Linked DNA regions of Mus musculus: region 2 is linked to region 1. A link is a loop called in an ENCODE intact Hi-C map of the cell type or tissue named here. Cell type or tissue: left cerebral cortex. All regions are shown on one strand. Links, peaks and the distances in the headings refer to the core of each region. The heading gives the core; the rest is flanking DNA.

What was found. Peaks named below come from ENCODE experiments on the same cell type or tissue, not always from the same donor. Only the 100,000 strongest peaks of a DNase experiment are listed, where the experiment ranks them.
Region 2: it touches region 1 in a loop (5-fold over the local background); 4 of 42 quality-filtered maps call a loop at or near these places.

The regions. Positions count from the first base shown.
Region 1 is chr12:15,412,064-15,422,227 of GRCm38, reverse strand. No RefSeq gene overlaps it. Among named protein-coding and RNA genes, the nearest start is that of Gm40287, 190 kb to the left of the region's middle. In left cerebral cortex, for the core only: a CTCF peak has its summit at 5,588 (motif pointing right); DNase peaks (open chromatin) are centred at 2,397 and 5,646.
Region 2 is chr12:14,144,237-14,154,400 of GRCm38, reverse strand. It overlaps Lratd1 (LRAT domain containing 1), which reads left to right and starts at 2,363. Exons shown (of 2, transcript NM_029007.2): 1 at 2,363-2,579; 2 at 3,641-6,803. The coding sequence starts at 3,677. The coding sequence ends at 4,555. In left cerebral cortex, for the core only: CTCF peaks have their summits at 3,204, 3,410 and 4,247 (motif pointing left); DNase peaks (open chromatin) are centred at 4,931, 5,382, 6,102, 6,867 and 5 more places; H3K4me3 peaks cover 5,323 bases; H3K27ac peaks cover 3,472 bases.

The DNA.
Region 1 (10,164 bases), core at 1,064-9,063:
CCAAGAAAAAAATGCATGTTTGTCAAAATGGAGTCTAAAAATACTTGATATAAAATTAATCCAAATAATTACAGAATTTAATTCAACAAAACAATTCTTGTCATTAAACAGATTGTGATACATTTAGAAAAGGGTTTGCACATCACACAAATGAAAATCCCGTATTCAGTTGTCAGGGCTGAGAGTGAAGCTCAGTCCTAATGAGCTCTGGAGCACTCACCCAGTAACATCGTAGGGTGGCGTAAGCATTCTAGGGTACTCTTGTTATCAAGCACTCTCTCTGACCCTCCTTGCATTCCAGTGTTTGTTAGAAGGTGAATAAGCCATGTATACCTTCTTCATTTGACATTTAAAAAGTAAATCCTTAAGATTCACAGATGTCACAACTGATCCAAAGCAGAAACATTTGGCAAAAGTAATAATAGTCATTTTAGTTGTCCTAATTAACCTTCCCATTCCTTGTAATGAATAGCATTTATTTACCTCTCTGGTAACATAATCTTTTGAATAATATGTGAAAAGATTATAACTGGGTCCAATTTCCAAACATGTTGACTTCTGAGTACAAACTCAGGTTTTATAATAATTTTATGATGATTATTGTTTGATTTTAGCAATATCAATTTTGTGGGAAAATGCACTTTAAAGAAAGGTGTAAATAAAAATTGAAGTAATGGTATTGATTATTCTTTTAACAGAATGAGCTGTCTTAATTCAAGAATACAAAGTTTACATTGTTTTAAGAAATCATAAACTGATATGTGTAAGAAACAGTTGTGTTCAGTTAGCTATGGATATGACAAGAAGAGTTTGGCAGTTGTACTTCCTTAATATAATTGTCCATAAAAATATAATATCACATCCTCTCCCAGCAAGGCTCGTGGATCATCCTGGAAGGAGAAGTAGAAAGACTGGAATAGCTAGAGACAGTGAACACCTGCAGCAAAGCATTGTTTGTTAGACATGGCAGAGCCTGGAGTTGCACGCATAAGTCCTTTGCAAGCTCAAGGGGAAATAATGCCAGCATAGATAGGGAATGGCTCACAAAATCCTCCCCTGGAAGCTATTGACAATTAATGGATGCTGGGGAGGGAGAGCCAGTTTTCTTCAGGAATGCCTCCTTGAGAGGCTGGCTATCCTCCAGTAGATGGTCTTACAACCATGGATGCATAGGGAGCCCAAGGACCTCAGAAGTTTTGAAAAATAAGAGCACATGAATTTGGGAGAGAAAAGTGGTGTGTATGGAAGGTTGTGGAAGTGGATCAAAGCACAGTTTGCACCTATAGAAAATTCTTAATACAAATTAGTAAAAATGATTTACAGAGGAAAAGTTCTTAGATACCACATTTCAAGTTTTCTGATTCCCTGGTAAAGTTCCATGCTATAAATGGATGACCTCATTACTAATTAAGTAGAAGACAGAACAGGAAAAATATTTTCTTCTCTGTGTCCTAAAATGCAGGACACTGTAACACAAAGAAATAACTGTAGCTGGACCAGAAATTGAGCCATAAACACAATTACATACAGTCTTTGCAGAAATGAGTAAGTTTCATCGTTTTACTTTTTGTCACTCTCTGAGCACTCTTTACAGATTCCATGAGGTAAACACTGCACATTTGATAGAAAAATGAAGAGGGCTGGAATCAAAGCCTAGCTTAGAAGCATCATGCAACACTTCAGATGAGAACTAGAAACACTGCTGCTGTATTAACAATGAAATATATACCTATGCTGCCCATGACAGCACTTCTATGATTCAAACACTCATTAAAACTATTGATGCCATTAGCCAAACTCCTCTTTTTTAATGCAAGAGCACACAGAACATCTTAGGTGTGATGGATGCTTAGATATTTGGCTCTTATAAGGCAATGAGCATTGAATATACTTTGTATTTTGTATTTTGTGCTCTGGGAACCTTGAAAGGCTTTGTCTGTGTTATTTACAGACAATTCGTTGCATGGAAGGTTTTAAAGTGTATGCAGTCATTAAGACCCTTAAATAAACTGGAAATCCCATTTAAATCATCTTATATATTAGTTTTATTCCTATATAATGCCAGTTCCATCTGCCCATGACACAATATCACTAGAGAAGATGTTTTCATTTTCCTTACCAGTCTTTTATCTTTTCTTAGTTAGTTGTTTTGAATGAATTTTTCTACCTCCTCTTTTCCCCTTTTTCTTCCCCTTCTCTCAGGACCAGGACACAAGCTGCATTGTGTCACTGAACTACAGCCTCATCCTCTGAGTCTTGGCTTGCTTTTAAAGTTATTTTGAAGGCTCACCATCTGTACATACTCATGGGCGGAGCTACTTTTTTTTTTTTTTTTTTCTGAAGAAGGTGATTAATACAGAGACAAAACTGGTAAAGGTACAGGCAATAAGAGGGGGTGGACTGCTCAGTCCTGTGTGAGATATCTATCACAGGACTTCTGCTTCTTTAGCTGAAGAATCATTGTGGCAGAGGGGCTAGAAAGATTCTTAGACACAGAGGTGGTGGGGGACTACAAGGACACAGGTTGAGTTATATTTCTGTATAGAGCATTTCAGGCAGTATACAGATCTGTGCAAGCTCAAGGCAAATATAATTCTGGCAGGTGGGCAAAAAAGTCCCACTCCTAAAAATTGGGCTAACAGCAATAGATAGTTGCTAGAAGAGGGGAAGTTAGTTTTCGTGAAGGGCATGACCCCTGGTAGATAAACAATGCTCCAGTGAAGCCACACATTCAAGAGTATATTGGTGGTACAACGTATATTTAATAGTTTTTTTTAAGAGGACACAAAATTGGGCGGTGTTTAAGGAAGAGGTCATGGACCTTCGGAGTGTGGGAGAAGGTGTGAATATGATCAAAATACATTGTATGGAATTCTCAAAAATCAAATACAACTTCTGTGTATTTTTTACTTTTATCCTTTCTAAAAATATTTCTTTCTTTATTTTTCTTCCTCCATCCTCCAACTACCACCCCTCAATCCCTCCCGTGTACCCCCATTCTCTACCTAGTAGCCTCTTTTTCTTTGAGTACTATTGTTGCATAAACACACACACACACACACACACACACACACACACACACACACACACACACACACACAACCTGTTGAGTACAGTTTTGTTGTTTGTGTATTTCTGAGTTCAAGGCTGACCACTCTTCATTATACATCCAATAAAGGGGCTCATACTTGCGAGAGGCTAGTGTTTCTTTGCCTAGCAGTCATTAATTGCTTGCAGTTCTTTGTCTAAGGGTGAGAGACCTTTTGAAATCCACCTCCACTAATCCAGGTGAACATGTCTTTTGATGCCATTGTTCATACAGTTATTTTTAAAAGAGCAATTCTGTGAATGAAGAATAAAACCTTTCTTCACTGTCTGAGCTGATGAATGCCTAGTTTATTGCTTTCTAAGTCTGTGACGCAGGAGAAACAGCATAATGTTAAGTTGCATTCGGCTTCTGGCCAGCCTCTGCATCTTGAATGCATGCCCTGAATTGGAGCCCAACTTCGTAAATAAACAAAAGAAAGCCCAAGAATTTCATAAATTCATTGCTTTTAATAGCTGAGTAGTACTCCATTGTGTAAATGTACCACATTTTTGGTATCCATTCCTCTCTTGTGAGACATCTGGGTTCTTTCCCACTTCTGGCTATTATAAATAAGGCTGCTATGAACATAGTAGAGCATGTGACCTTATTACCAGTTGGAACATCGTCTGGAGGAGCTAGAGAAAGTACCCAAGGAGCTGAAGGGGTCTGCAGTCCTATAACCAGTACCCCCAGAGCTCGTGTCTCTAGCTGCATATTTAGCAGAAGATGGCCTAGTCGGACATCATTGGGAAGAGAGGCCCCTTGCAAACTTTATATGCCCCAGTACAGGGGAATGCCAGAGCCAAGAAGTGGGAGTGGGTGGATAGGGGAGCAGGGTGTGGGGGGTATAGGGAACTTTTGGGATAGCATTTGAAATATAAATAAAGAAAATATCTATAAAATTTAAAATAAAATCCATATATGCACAAAAAAAGAAAGCCCAACTTGCAGAATTCTTTCTAAAATATTTCTAGCCCTCAGCCTATAATAACAGACTAATTGGAACTAGTTACAGCTTGTCAAAACACAGATATAATCACACTATGCTTTGATGAGGATAAACCAAGAGGAAAATCTCTGTTTGACACTTTCTTTTCCTGCCTGTCCACTGCCTGCCAGTGTTTAAGGGAGAAGCTGTCCAGTCCCTCCTGACGATGAGTGGCACTCCATTCCTGAACTGCCCATTGCCAAAGACCAGAGGTGGGAGGAGGATTGTAGCAAATATTGTCTTCTGACTGTGACAGGGCGATTGCACCCAAAAAAGCAGAGAAGCTGTTGTATCTGATCTGAACAAGATCAATCCAGTAAACAGCCTAACAAGGATTAGGTAGGAAGAAGCTCCCAAGACCACAGCTCCAACTGATAGCTTAGAACTGTTGGCAATGAAAGGTTGGTGTGGCCTCTACTAGGTGGGCAATGTTCTACTGGAAGACCCTATACCCATGTGCACATTGGAAACACTAATTAGACTCCATAGGTTATAAAGATATGAGGAAAAAAGGAAGAAGAAGAAGAAAACAGAGAAGGAGGAGGAAGAAAAAGAGAAGAAGAAGGAGGAGAGAAGAAGGAGGAGGAGGAGGAGGAGGAGGAGGAGGAGGAGGAGGAGGAGGAGAAGGAGAAGGAGAAGGAGAAGGAGAAGGAGAAGGAGAAGGAGAAGGAGAAGGAGAAGGAGAAGGAGAAGGAGAAGGAGAAGGAGAAGGAGAAGGAGAAGGAGAAGGAGAAGGAGAAGGAGAAGGAGAAGGAGAAGGAGAAGGAGAAGGAGAAGAAGAAGAAGAAGAAGAAGAAGAAGAAGAAGAAGAAGAAGAAGAAGAAGAAGAAGAAGAAGAAGAAGAAGAAGAAGAAGAAGAGGAAGAAGAAGGAAAGGTGGGAGAATGACTGAGTTGTATGGAACAAAATGAATGGTGGATATAATCAAAACGTATACATTCAATAATCGATAAGTAAAATAAACTTGAGGTGTGGTGTAGATTAGTGCTGGAGTACTTTTATAACATGTGCAATGGGAGAAAAATTATCTTGTAAATTAATCTAAAATTTAGTGTAAATAGAAACATTTTTAAAATAGAAAACAGAGCTGTTTAACTTTAGCAATTGTTTTCTTTACACCTTGCTAAAAGCAACTTTATTTCTGCCATTGTTGGTTATGATTAAATACATCATGTTCGAACTGTCCTATAAAATGAAGCAATAATATAACTTTCTAAGCTTATATTGAGTACTGTAATATAAATGATCCCATGGCCTCTTTGCAGCACTTTTATAAAACCATTTATATGGGGAAATATTCACACTTTAAAAACAGATTATTTAATGACTAGTGTGAGGTCATGTTGTTTCTAAAAGATGAATGATTATGAAGGAGTGGGTCCAGCTGACCTGATTTTAGTTCCACACAATTGTTTCTTTTATTAAATAGAACATTACCTCCAAGGCTGCAAGCCAACTTTTTGTACGAATTGATTTGACATTTGTTCATCTACCTAGAATTACCACGAGGGGGCACAATAACCCACAAAACATTCTTTTCTGGTGATTTGCTTTTTTATTTTTTTTCTTTTCAAATTGACTTGAAGTGGGAGATATGGCAAAGAGAGAGGAGAAGGAGATAACGTTTATGTAATTAAATTCCAACTATTTTTAATTCTGACATTACAGGCAGATGATCTGAAATTTAAAGTACTTCCTCTCACTAGACTTGATAAACAGAAGCCCTGCAAAGATGTGAGACACTCAGGAAAATTCTCAGACATATACATATCTATACATTCTTTATATGGGTTTATATGCAGAGGCATGTTCTGTGAGTACTTGAAAGGTTCACGGATGCCACAAATCTTTTTACATGGCTGGAAGTACTTCTTTTTTTAACTGCCCCATATGCCCTTTGGTGTCAAGTTCAGCTTTCCTCTTTGGGAATTTTTTTTCAAAAATGTATCAGCCATAAGAATTAATTCTTCCATTTCATAAGCATTAATAATCCTATTACCATCTGTTTATTCAGTCTGTCTGTGGAGTGATGTTTGTTTGTGTGTGTGTGTGTGTGTGTGTGTGTGAGAGAGAGAGAGAGAGAGAGAGAGAGAGAGAGAGAGAGAGAGAGAGAGAGAGAGAGAGAATCGATGTACTAATGGGGGATGTAATGTAATAACGGTAAAGCAATCCTTGCATTGAAGCAATTCAAAGAGCAGAGAAATGGGAAAAATAAATGCAACCATTTTTTTTAAAAGGAAGACAGGGGACTATTGCTAATTGTTATTTTACAGATAATTGGGTCATAAGTTTCAGTGATATCCCCTGAATTACACTGAAGTCAATTTGCGTATAAAGCCTGTGGTTCTTTGTTTCAGTGAGCCAGTATAATAATAGATTTTTAATTTCTTCTCATCCTTTTGAGCATTGGAATAGCTGCTCAATTACATGTTAGATGTCACTAAAATTTAGGGACACTGGTAGGTATAGAACATTATTTTAATCCTGTCTATTTGTCTATCAATCTATTTCTGTATTTATTTCTATCATCTGTCTATTTATTATTCATTATCTCTATCTATCTATCTATCTATCTATCTATCTATCTATCTATCTATCTATCTATCTATCATTTTTCTTCCTCTGTCTATTTGTCTTATTTATGTGTGTGACAGTACCCTCTCATATCCAATTTCTCCTTAATTTTTCTTACTCCCCTCCCTTTTTCTTTATACCTCACATAGCCTCCTATTTAGCTTCCTGTCCATCCATTCCCAGGCTCTCTGACCCCTACATAAGAGAGAAAATCAGGAGACATTCACTCACGTGTGTCTGCCTGGTGTGTGTGGAGAAAGAGAGATTGAGAGAGAAATTGAGAGAGACTTCTTCATCTCCGATAATGACATCTTCATGGTCATGAGGTGGTTTACTTTGTCCTTGGGTCTTTATTTCTCCATTGCAGTAGGCCTTTTAGTTTCTGCTGGATATTTTTATGCAATTCTGGGTTTTCCTTGTAAGGAGCATGATGCTTCTGTCCTGAAACTTTCATTACGTTTTTTGTTCTTAGTTCTGTTCTCTTACCATTTAAACTATAATGTGACATGGAGAAATCCCTTTCTGGTCATCTGTGTTTCAGTTTCCTTTGCTTGAAAATACATTCTTTCCATGGATTTTGGGAACTTTTGTTAGAATATGTGTTATATGATGTTATTTTGTATCTCCACTTTTAAAAATCTATTAATATTGCCCTAGCATTCATGAAGTTATGGCCATAATGGCTTATTTTTTTCTTACTGATATCTTAACATAATAATTACTCAGTTTCTCTCAGTCTGTGTTCTGTTGCTTTAAAGATTCCATGACCATGGCAACTCTTATAAAACAAAGCATTTAATTGGGAATGCGTTACAGGTTCATAAGTTGAGCCCATTATCACAGCAGGAAGCATGGTGGCATGTAGGCAGACACAGTGATGGAAAGTAGCTGAGAGTTTTACAAATGAATCTGCAAGTAGAGAAGAAACCTGGGCCTGGCTTGGGCCCTTGAAACTGGGCTCAAACTGAGTAACACACTTCCTCCAGCAAGGCCACATCTAATCCCTGTCAAGTAGGGCCATTCAAATACATAAGCCTATGGGGCCATTGGTATGCAAACCACCATGCTACATTTGTCTTCAACCACTGTTGAAACAACATACTGTTCTAGAGTATTGGTGATTCCCCTAAAATATTAAAGTTAGATTTATAGAATTCTCCATTTTCAATTTTTTTAATTAGAACCCCACTCTGCAACCACCATCAGAATTTCTGTTTGGATGCAAACTTGTCTCATTCTCAACCAACTTCTTATTTTCCTCAGATGCTCAATTTTTATCTTCTTTGAGGTCATTGCCCATTTTTAAAATTATACTGTTTAATTTTGTGTTTGATGATTAAAATCTTTCAACACATTTTATTTCACTATTTTTAAGCTATAAACTTTTCAGAGAGTCACATTTTTTGGTTATTCATATTTCTTGCGTTTCTACCGAGATTTATGCTTTGCTTGAGGTGGATCTGTCTTTCATTCTTAGAGGTGGACCTTTATTGTAAACACCCTCCCTCCTCTTTAGCTGTCTACCTCTACAACCACTTACTAGAGAGAAAGAAAACACTGGTAAGAACAACGCAAAAGCAAACCAGATATTTACATAAAGTACCTCTAAAATAACAACTACAATACCAATTGGGACAGAAAACAAAGAGTGAAACTATGCATAGGATACACTAAAATTTATCAGATGAACACATCTGAAAATATTGATCATTAAATAATAATAATAATAAAAAAACCTCTCTGTGTGGACGGTGAAAAAGAACAACATGTGAATAGAGGTAAAAGAAAGCCACTATTGTAATTAACAACAATGTGGATCAGTGTTTCTCCTTTTCTGAGAATAGGCACAGTGGATGTGGTTTGGTTCTCTTCTAGACTTCTCATTTTCCAGTTTATTTGACTCATATGACAATGTGGACCATGGTCTCCCTGAGATCTAAACAGGGGAAGCTAAAATGCCACATTTGTAGATTGAGCTCTGCTTTGCCTTTCCTTGGTGTTCACAAGCTGCTTTAGCCTCTACTGGGTAGAATTTCCCTGAATTTTTCTTTACCCAGAACTGGAAACCTGGTAAGTATAGGACCTTCTGTCCAAGGTGCTTCAGTGGCTGTGCCATGGGACCATCTACTTGGGTGTATCTTCATACACTCATGGAGGCACTCTGCCAGCAGGCACAAGCATGGAAAAGGCTGACCAAATGCTGTTCCACAAAGATATCCCCAATGCTCTGAGAGCAATCTATACAGTGTGAGCTGCAGGCAGGTGCTGAGCATACCTGCGTCTTCTCATTCTGGTCTTTGTCCCAGTCTCCTGTTCATATCCAGACACAGCTGGTCTTCTTTCAAGAGGTTCTGTTCTTATATGAAACCCACTCTTTCTCTTCCACTTCAGTGAGGTCCTTACTTATCACCACCTAGATCTGTGTTCATGGGTTCAAGTTAGAACCAGATGACTCTCCAACATGGCTGATCTGCTGGTTATTCTTTCAGACACTGAAGGGTGGAGGTCTTAGGGCTTCGGAAATAGAAAAATACAGAGACTTCTCAGACCTTAACATAAAATGGTTGATGGTAAGATAGTTTTTGAAGATGGTTCCTCACCAAGTACCCATACTAGTGAGTTCTGGTGACAGAAGTCTGACCTCCATCACACCCACATTCTACAAGGGTGACAAATCCTTTATCATAAACTGTTTTCTAGAGTACCAGCCTGTGTGACTTGGAGCTGGCTGAGGTATTTTCTTCTCTGTTTTAGTAGTCCTACTGGGCAAGTAAGTCCTTTTCCCTATCATGTTGCTTAGTGCCTGGCGTTATATTTTTGTTTCATTTCCTAATCTACAAGCCATGGTTTCTGTCTTCCCCTATTTCCTTTTGAATTCCTGTGTGCATGTACCTCATTTCCCATCACTCCCTTCAGATTTTTGTTTGATGCATTATTTCAGTGTCATGAGAATGGAGATTCATGCTGGTTGTCTCTAACCCACACTTTCCCTTCTTTTTTCTCGTAGCAATCATGGAAGATGTATCCATATGTATAACTTTTAAGAAAAATTTACTCAGACATTTGTACATGAAAATATAATCAAAGGATTTTTAGTAACCAAATAATTGCAGCATGAGGGCAAACTTGAGAAACAATCAAATTAACGTGGTGATTAGTTAACTGGAGGACACTGTAGAGGGAATTCTGCTAAATATTGTTTTAAAGGCTTTGAAAGGAAATCTGTGGTAAATACAAGTAAAGACTATTCCAAGAATTTCCAGTTTATAAGAAATGCCCTGGTGAGGAATATTTAAGAGGGCAGTGAAACACATTGGCCAATTTGTATATATATATTTAATTTATTAAAAATGAAGTGGTTTCTACTTGGTTGATGAGCAACAAAATGAACTAACCAGTACCCTCAGAGCTCATGTCTCTAGCTGTTTATATAGCAGAAGATGGCCTAGTCAGCCACCATTGGGAAGAGAGGCCCCTTGGTCTTGCAAACTTTATATGCCCCAGTACAGGGGAAT
Region 2 (10,164 bases), core at 1,087-9,086, 1.3 Mb after region 1:
AAATATTAAAGTTGCCTTAAAACCTGTAGTTAGTGCTTTCAAGGAGGACAACTTATTTTCTAACAACTTCCATGTGGACTGCCCTGGTTACTCTTCTATTCCTGTGAATAGACACCATGACCAAGGCAACTTATAAAATAAAAGTATTTATTTGGGGGCTTACAGTTCCAGAGGGTGAGTCTTTGACCATTATGGTGGGAGCATGGCAACAGGAAGGCAGCATGGTGCTGGGGCAGTAGCTGGAAGCGTACATCCTTATCTACAGGCACAAAGGGGGGGGGGGGGCAGAGCCAGATAGAAAGACACAGAGAGACACATAGAAAGAGAGAGATAGACAGAGACAGAGAGATAGAGACACAGAGAGAACTGGGGGTGGCCTGTTTTTTTCAAAGCCCACCCACAGAGACATAGCTCTTCCATCCTGGCCACACTTCCTAATCCTTCTCAGAGTTCATCAATAATGACCAAGCATACCATTCCCATTCAAACCACTAATTGGACACTGGCCAATTTTCTAAATTAATTTAAGTAAATACTATACAGATGACTGATTTAAAACCAGTCTTTTTTCAGCAATACTTATCAAGTCTCTACTTTGATAAATCACTGCCCTTGCATGCTATGAAGGCAGACAACATTCGTGAAAATAATACAAACCTGAAGAGAAGGTGGAGGCTATGTACCTTGTAAAGAATCAGGCAGACAGCTCAGCACAGAAAGGTTGACACATTCTATGAACTTAGGCCCAATAACTAAAGTACTTGAAACACTTGCTTTTGTTGTTGCTGTTTTTCACACTGTGAAAACAAGATTTAGTCTATCAGCAAACACTGTAATTTATATAAAAAGTAAACTTTCTATGAACTTTGAGGAGGTTGTTGTTGCTGACTGACCCCAGGATATTTCCTTATTTGCTACAAAGCAGATTTTAGTGACTACCCTATAAAGGTCTGGGGGTTAAATTGCCTACTTGAACCTCTAAACACAGGGATGGTGGCCACTGTGGTCAATTTTCCTTTTGGTTACTACTGAAGCTCATTCTCTGTCAGTCATTGCCAGGGGGCCCAGAACTCAGCGGCATAGTCTGCAAGCCTAAGGCACACGTGTGCTTCAGGTTTGTAATGAAATGAAGTGGTCTGAGTTTGAATTATGGTCAACAGCTCCCAGAAGGGAAAGGAAGGGGCTATGGGGAAGGATGAGAGAGAGGAGGAGGGTGAAAGGAAGAGGGAAAGGGGAAGGAACATGGGGGAGGGGGGCGAAGAGAGAGAGACAGACAGACAGACAGACAGACACACAGACAGACAGACAATCATCTCAGAAGCCCTTCAGTGTAAAAGTGACATTAAAACCTGACCCAGAAACTCTAAGAACTCTTCCAAAGTTTAAGGCAGAAAAGTTTAGAAACTGTCTAGAATTTCCTTTTACGGAAGAAAGTCACTTTGTATCATCCAGTGTCCCTAGTGCGTTCATTCACTGAGTTCCCATCCTTAAGGACTAATGGACACTTTATCACACACACAAAACCAAACATGATTCCCTTAATTAGGACAGTTTTGGAATTGGGAAACACTTCTGTGCACTAATATCAGCTAGCATTTGAGATTCAGCCCTCTCACGGGAAACGGGAGGTTGAAGACAAAGGAACATTCAGAGAAGGTGCCAGCCAAAGCTCAGACTTTCTGGAAGCCTTTGACACCTACATGGTTCTCCTTTTAAAACCAGGCGCCGGCAATGGCGCTGGGTCAGCACTTTCACTTGGCTCAAAGGACAGGCGCTGAGCACCATCATGCAATTTCTAAGGCGGCTGTGACTGACAGGAACAGAAGCAACTGTGCGACAGCCGGGAGCCAAGCAAGACTCCGAAGTCCCATCAAAGCAACCTCAAATACGCGGTTCCTGGTTCCTAGCCACTCACAATGCCTTGGCCACGCAGAGCGTTCTTTTTTTTTTTTTTTCTTTCTTTCTTCTTCTTCTTTTTTTTTTTTTTTTTTTTCCACCCCCAAACTCAGTTTTCCTTCTGGAATCTGTCCTCTTATAATACAGAACACGAACGCGGGCGGACTGTGTTCTCAGTTACTAGGGACTCGGTTGCAAAGGAGCAGCTGGGTGTACTAGCCACGCCCCTCTTATGCTCCCCACGGGTGCTCACACCTACGCTCCCAATGCGTTGAGGCTGGGGAATGCTGGGGGCTGGGCAGGGCGGAGCACAAAGGAAACCCGCCCCTGATTCCACCCCCAGCCGAGATTGGCAGGGCTCGGGGACGAGTCCTAGCCAATGGGCGCGTTCCGGGGCGGGCCTGGAAAACGGCTGTTCAAGGGATTTAAGAGTCGTCCGCGCGGCTGTAGGAAAGCGGAGTGGAGCCAGGACTTGCCAGGTGGAGCAGACGCCCAAGCCAGCGTAGACACGGAGCGCATCCGCACCGCTCTGGGTACCTCACCTCACTGCTCGTCTCCGGATAGATCGGAACCGCAGTCCCACGCGACTCCAGGACCCACTCGCCACTGCCGCCTCCACAGCACCCATGGGGACCTGGAGACTTTAAAAGGAGTTTGGGGTTTCGGGCGCAGGGAAATCACGGGTACGGAAAAGCCGCTTTCTTTGCCTTAAAAAATGGTTTTTCTTCGTCCGATTGTGTGAATTGTGTGCTGGGTTGAAGAGAGGGGCTCTTCGGGTTGAAAGTAGACGTCTTCACACACACACACACACACACACACACACACACACACACACACACACACACACCACTAATACTCACCATGGGTTTCGCCTTGCCTCCCCTGTCTCTTTGTTAGGTTATTTTAGACAGAGCAGCCTCGCCCTGGCGCAGTCCGATTGGCTCTATGAAAAAGGCAAGCAAGGAGAGGGCAGAGTGCACCTGCCTGCGTGGGCAGGTGTGTCCCAGTGCTTGAGAGTACGCGCATTGACAAGTGTGCAGGCGTTCGTCCGGAATTGTGTAGGAATTGGGGGTAGATGGTGCCAATGTGTGGTCTCCAAGATGTTTCATTGTGGGTGTATGACATTAGCATTGTGGGTGTATGTACCAGGCTGTCAGTGCCTGGACTCCAAGTGTGCAAAATGCTGATGGCAAGTGAATGCCTGCAAACGAGTCTTGCCCTTGTGAAAGAAGCTGTCGGGGATCGGGTGTGACCCAGTCCAAAACGAGTAGGTGGGCTACAAAGGATGGCGACCACAATGTGAGCTCAGCTTGCTGTATTTCGGGCCTTGGGGCTTCTCTTGACACCCTCCCTTCCTTCTGGGTATATCACCAATCTGCCACAACCTGCGCTCTCTTCGCCCACTTGAACCTTACATGCTCTCTAGCCCGCCTGTGGTTTCTACTGTGGAAGTTACCGGGCAGGGTTCCTGGGCAGAGTCAGAGGCTGGCTGAGCTGGTATGCTGTCTATTCTGGCCCTGAGACTGGTGCCTTTTTCTGTGCCCCCCCTTTTTTCTTTTCTTTCTTTCTTTTTTTTTCCCCCCCTTTTAACCCCAGGTCGGATCTGCAAAGTTGGCTGTCGCAGGCGACTCAGTGCCGGTGGTCAGGCAAGCTGCAGGCCCCTGGGGAACTGAACGCCTTGGGGAAGGGACACCAGGAGGGTCAACCCGGACTCTGATGGTGTCTATCCTCTCTCCCTCGGCAGATCTCAGTTGCTGGCCCTGGCCTCGCCGCGTCATTGATGGGCAACCAACTGGACCGCATCACCCACCTCAACTACAGCGAGTTGCCCACTGGGGACCCATCTGGGATTGAGAAGGACGAGCTGCGAGTCGGGGTTGCCTACTTCTTCTCGGATGAGGAGGAGGACCTGGACGAACGCGGGCAGCCGGACAAGTTTGGTGTGAAGGGCCCCCCAGGTTGCAGCCCTTGCCCAGAGAGCCCCAGCCGCCACCACCACCACCTGCTGCACCAGCTCGTCCTCAACGAGACTCAGTTCTCCGCCTTCCGGGGCCAGGAATGCATCTTTTCCAAAGTGACCGGCGGCCCTCAGGGCGCCGACTTGAGTGTCTACGCGGTCACTGCGCTGCCGGCGATCTGCGAGCCAGGCGACCTGCTAGAGCTCTTGTGGCTACAGCCGGCGACCGAGCAGCCCGCGCCAGCCCCTCACTGGGCCGTCTACGTGGGCGGCGGGCAGATCATCCACCTGCACCAAGGCGAGATCCGCCAGGACAGCCTGTACCAGGCGGGCGCGGCCAACGTGGGCCGGGTGGTGAATAGCTGGTACCGCTACCGCCCGCTGGTGGCCGAGCTAGTGGTGCAGAACGCCTGTGGCCACCTGGGCCTCAAGAGCGAGGAGATCTGCTGGACGAACTCCGAGAGCTTCGCTGCCTGGTGCCGCTTTGGAAAGCGCGAGTTCAAGGCTGGCGGGGAGGTCCCCGCAGGAACGCAGCCGCCGCAACAGCAGTATTATCTCAAAGTGCATCTGGAGGAGAACAAAGTCCACACGGCCCGGTTCCACAGCCTGGAGGACCTCATCCGCGAGAAGCGTCGCATAGACGCCAGTGGCCGCCTGCGAGTGCTGCAGGAGCTTGAGGACTTTGTGGACGACAAGGAGTAGCCTCAGAGGGGCAGCTCGGCGTGCCAGTTCCCACGCCCGGAGTTCCCTTTCGGTCCCCGCAGTTCTGCACCCCATGTTCCCCTAACGCGCCCGCCCAGGGCCAGCGGCTGGAAGCTTCGGGAACTCACCACCACCCACCGCACTGGGCGGGAGCAGCTGCGCGCTCCTAAGACAACCCTGGTGTTGGTGATCATGCCAGGGTAATCCAGCCTGCGCCTCTGCCCTGGGTTGTGAAGGGAAAGAGGGAGTGGGCAAAAGGGGAGCAAGGACACTACCTTTCCAGGGAGCCAAGGGTCAGTGACTCTTCTGCAGACAGGGCAAATATCCTTAGTCACAGGGAACCGTCACCCACCACCCCCAGATGTGCACACACAAACCAGTCGGAGGTGAGAGTTGGTCTTTTCAGGACACAATTCAACTCCCGAATGGAGAGTGGATGTGCCCCCGGATATCAGAATTCCCATGAAACCGAGCCTGTCTCTGTACTTTGGAGCACTTCAGGGACTCCAGGTTACCCTGAGGCTGCCTGGAACTGTCTTGCAGCTCTCCAGCCCAGAGTCTCCTGACAAAGCATTCCAGGCTGAGCTAGATAGGATTGACTTCTCAGTTTGAGCAACTGGAAGCCGATGCCATTCCCGGCTTGACCGACACTTGCCAGAAGGAAAGCCTTCTGGGTCCCGGGAGGAAAATGGTTGAAGCACCTTTTTGGGAGAGGAGGGCCTGCTGGCTCCGGAAAAGGAGCTAATTCACCTGGCCTGTGGGCACTTGAACTTAGGAAGGAGGAGGCTTTTTGCTCGGAAGCCCTTGATTGCTTCCCTTCTCACTCAGAGTCCTGTATTCAGCGGGACTGAAGGAGAGGGAGGCAGGGAAGATCTACAACATTCCAGAAACCAGCATTAGGACAGCCTAGCCAGTGTCTTTAGTTTGGCTTTTCCTAACTAGAAGGCAGGAGGCAGGAGGCAGGTGGAGATTGTTTGTAAAATGAAACAGCAGTTTTCCAACGATATCAACAAAGCCTACAGTGTCGATGCTTCTCTTGATCATTTTTAGTAACATGCTAATGAAATTTCAAATTGAAATTTTTATTTTCATGGCTTTAATCCATGATAGCTTAAATACTGGGGGCCATTAGGAGTGGAATTTAGCTAAGACCTTAGCTGACATTGCTTTCACTCTGGTTTTTCTCAACTCTTATGAGAATTCTGTTTGGGGATATTATAATTATTCCTTTTTTTTTTTTTTTTCCTGGCTTTACAAAGTAGGCCTGCAATGGTGGAGCTGTTTATTAGTGTGTATATTGTACTGAATTTTTTCAGTTCAAGGGTCTGCTGCTTTGGTGAAAATTGCTAGCAAGTTCCATGAGGGTTCTTTTCTTCATTCTGTTTACCATCATCATCTCATCTTTGCATTCCCCCCTCTCCTCACCTCTTGATCCCCCTTGAAAGGAATTTAGAGTTCATGGGCTTTGGGGCCCGCTTTTGTAGCTTGTCCTGATGTTTATTTCTGAGAACAGGGAAGCGCTCTTAGAAGCAGGACAGAATGTGTGTCTTTCTAAACATGAAGGTTATGTGACGCTCCTTTCTTTGGGCAAGAGTTTGTGGATTTTTCTCCAAGGGGTACAACCCCAGCCTAACTGATCGTTACTTGATTCTTTGTGTTACACACACCTTGGAAGGTGCACAGTCTCTCATGAGGGAGTTTGTCAAATAATGATGTTTAGCTCATGGTTGCAAGCAATTGGATACTATGGTTTCATTGAACAGCAAACACTATGTCCAAAGCCACTTTCTTGGCATTTCAAAACTAATGCAATAAAAACTAGTAGAAGTTAGCAGGCAGGGAAATGCCATTTCCATGGTAAATGGTTTGTTTCTGTTTTCTGGGGATTTTTGTTGTTTTATTTTGTTTCATTTTGTTCTCATGCTGGATTCATTCTCTGATCTTGAGTCAAAAGGTCAAATCAATGAAATATGAACTAAAGTATTTTTCTGAAGCCAATCGAGTGATTTATTTTTTAAAACTGCTTATGTTTTTTCTTTCAGCACATACAACAGCAAAACTTTTGTAAACTTAACCTTTGCATGTATGGAGAACTGAAAGTCATTTATTTCTCTAACTTAGTCTTTTGGCAAATGACAGATTGATGACCATAAACCGAATTCTTTCTTGTGTCTACACACACCATATCCTTTCCTGTGTCCTACTACTGTATCTTGGCTCCCTGCTGAATTAAATACCATCCTAAGCACTGGTTCCAACAGGACTCCTTCTTGACACTGTGTCAATGAGTGGGCAAAAGAACTCATCAGTCTCTATCGCACCCAAAGCTGAATGATTTCTTTGATGGGATGTGTATGCTTTCGAAAAGGGCCATGCTAACAGGGGAGTGCTTCATAAGCTTTATACTTGCTGAAACCTGATGGCAATGAAAACCAGATTGGGATTTATAAATAGCATTTGTTCTTAGAGTGATCTACTGAGGTCTTGGTGGACGATGATACTTTTACAAATTCACAATAATAAAACATCGATAAAAAGGGGGGGGATTTGAAAGGGGGCTCTAAGGTTTGATATCCCTTTGTATGGGTCACTTGAGTTTTATTGTGGGCCAGTCCCATTTCTCTAGATCCTTATTGGTTACAGGAATTAAGCCATGAATCTTGTAACATTTGCAAAAGGACAATAAAGTAGCGTTCAGGGTTTTTTTTTTTTTTTTTTTTTTTTTTTTTTTTTTTTTTTTCCTGTCCTTGGGAGCTCTGTAGTAATTCCCATGATGTGAAGAGTGTGAAGCTGAACTCTGTTCAGCCCTTACCAGGGTAAAGGCCACCTCACCTTTTCTCCCCTGCTAAGAGTCGTATTTGAAAAGCAAACTACTACAGAGAGAGAGAGAGAGAGAGAGAAATTTAAAATGCAAATGAACTTAACTTACTTCATTAAGCAAGCAAACAAACAAAATGAGTAAGACATAGGAAAGGTGAGCTGGGCAGACACGTGAAAAATAAAGCCCTCCAATGCCAGTCCTTTCCAAGTGTGTTCTTTCCTTTGAAAAAGAAAGCCTATAGAAGTTGTATGTGCTGCACTAAAGCAATGCAAACAAGCAAAATCAACTGTATAAGTGAGCTGAATTGATAGGTATAAAATTTCTTCGGTATTTAACAATTTAAGTGAACTTTATGTCAGCATTTTCAAATGTAAAAGAATTACACACACTAATCTGCATTTAGAAAATATAACAGTTTACCAGACACAGAAGTAAGTTTGAAGCTCATGACTTTTTATTCATGTTTTCCCCATTCAGTATCATGTGTCTTTGACGAACACTTTTGTTTAAAAGTTGACATTTGTCAGAAAAGTATTTTATTGATATTTGCAAAATAATTAATTTCCTGAGTGTTCAATTTAGTCATCCTCCTGATCTTCCAGTATCCTCTAGTGATTGCATCTGTTTTACTTCCAGCATCTCTAAGAACTAAAAGACCAAGTCACCTAATATACAAGGTAAAGTCAAACTAAAGCAAAATTAATAACAAATTATACAATAATAATAATAAAAGGCCCCTAATTTTCTCTTATGTACATGCATGTCCTCAAAGCTCCCTGTTGCTGCTTTTTATCACTGTTGGTGCTATACATGGTGGAGCTATGGACCCTTCATGGCTTCCCTTACATTAAAGGAAGATATTGGCTTGTGTTTTTTTGGAGAGACCATTTGCCGCTTGAACAGAAGGCTACGGATGAAAACCCACAGGTTTCCAGGTGCTTTGAAATAGAGTTTCAGTTAGCTAAAATTTCACCTAAAACCCTCAGTTCATTTTCAGCAGTTTTAGCTGTTAGAAGAATACTGGTATGTACCTGTCTATAATAAGGTACATTTCCATATATAAGTTTCTGCCATTAGCTAGACATTTTATTCACACACACACACACACACACACACACACACACACACACACACACAGTTTTTTAAAGAGCAGATGGAAAGTGACTTAAGGTTTTAGAAAAAAAAAAAAAAAAAAAAAAAAAAAACAGGAGGCAGAATGTCCACGGGTTAACAGTTAACATAGTTCATGGGCAGTTGAGCACAGCATGCTGTGGCTAAAACCAAACACAAACAAACAAAATATGTGTGGCTGACGCAGTTAGCTTTTATTGCATACCCCACCGCCCGTGTTGTGTCCCCTTTTATTCTCTCTCTCTCTCTCTCTCTCTCTCTCTCTCTCTCTCTCTCTCCCTTCCTTCCTTCCTTCTTTTCCCTTTTTTTTTTTTTTTAACTTTTGGCTGGCTTATTTTTTTGAAACAGGCTTGCCTGCAATTTTCAGTATAGACTAGGCTGTTGGTTTCAACCTCAAAATGGTCCTCTAACCTACCCCACCTGAATGCTGGAATTACGGGCATGCACCACTACCTCCAACTTAGTTTCACTTTTTGAAAGTGAAAAACAAATAAGCCAAAAATAATCAAAAGCAAAATCAAGATTCAAAGAAAATCTGAAAAGATCAGGAGGGGATGAAACAAGTAAGGGTGGCGAGAAACTGCAGAGGTTATAGAATTTTCTGAGCTAGTAAGCTCTTCAGCAGGAGATAACTGTTCTTCATTCTAACTGAAGACGGCAGAGAAAAACGGATTCTAATGTGCAACACTTGGATAATTTATGAAGTTCTCTGGCTTCGTAACTCAAAGTTTCCTTTTGAGGATGTGGTACCTGTCTTACACCAATATAAGAATGCCAAGAGTTTGGATATGCTGGGATGGAGAATGGTGTTCTCTGCCCATGCTTTAAGTGGCTGAGCATCCATTAGAGCAGCCCCCAGCTGCAGGCTTTCACCAGTTTCTGTTAATGACTGAGGGTATGGGGGCACATATGGGGTACAAAAGGTATCTCAATCGTGTGGGTTTCAGTAATTATTGATCACTTAGAAACTCAGAGAATGCTGGCATTCAGTGGGAAGGAGACATGAGCTTCCATAGCTGAAATCCACAGAGATGGCTTGGAAAGCTTCTGGGCCACCTCCTAATTAGGATTAGGTCTCAAGGGTTCCACGAAAAGTAAAAGCTGTTCTCTTGCCTTTTGGTCAGAAGGGTGAAAGCACACTAGTATTTCTGAGTCTGTCCTCCCTCACATCCATCTCTCTCTCACCTCAAGAAGAGATTTTCCTAGCAGGAAATGACAAGATTATTCCTTCAGAGGAAGGTTATTATTATTATTATTATTTTTATAGCTCTTGCTACAATCATAAGACACAAAAATGTTCTTCATTTGTAGACAAAGATGAGAATACAAGCTTACCTTGCTGGGATAATTAGATTTGGTGCTGTTTGGTCAGGGTGTATTTTTTCTTTTCAAATAAACATTACTCATTTTTGTACATAGTAGAATAATTGCTATGCTTGCTGGCTTTTATAATCCAATTATTTTTGTATGTGAACATAAGTTCTGAACTTGGTTTAATCTAAATGGCAGATACTTATGAAATATTATGTATGAATAGAGGCAATACCTTAGTTTCCAGTTCAAAATAAATGCTTCAAAAGCCAATGGAAGGCAGGCTCATACCAACCAAACCTCTGGGTACTCTGGCACAAAAGTATAATCTTGAGTCATCCTGAGC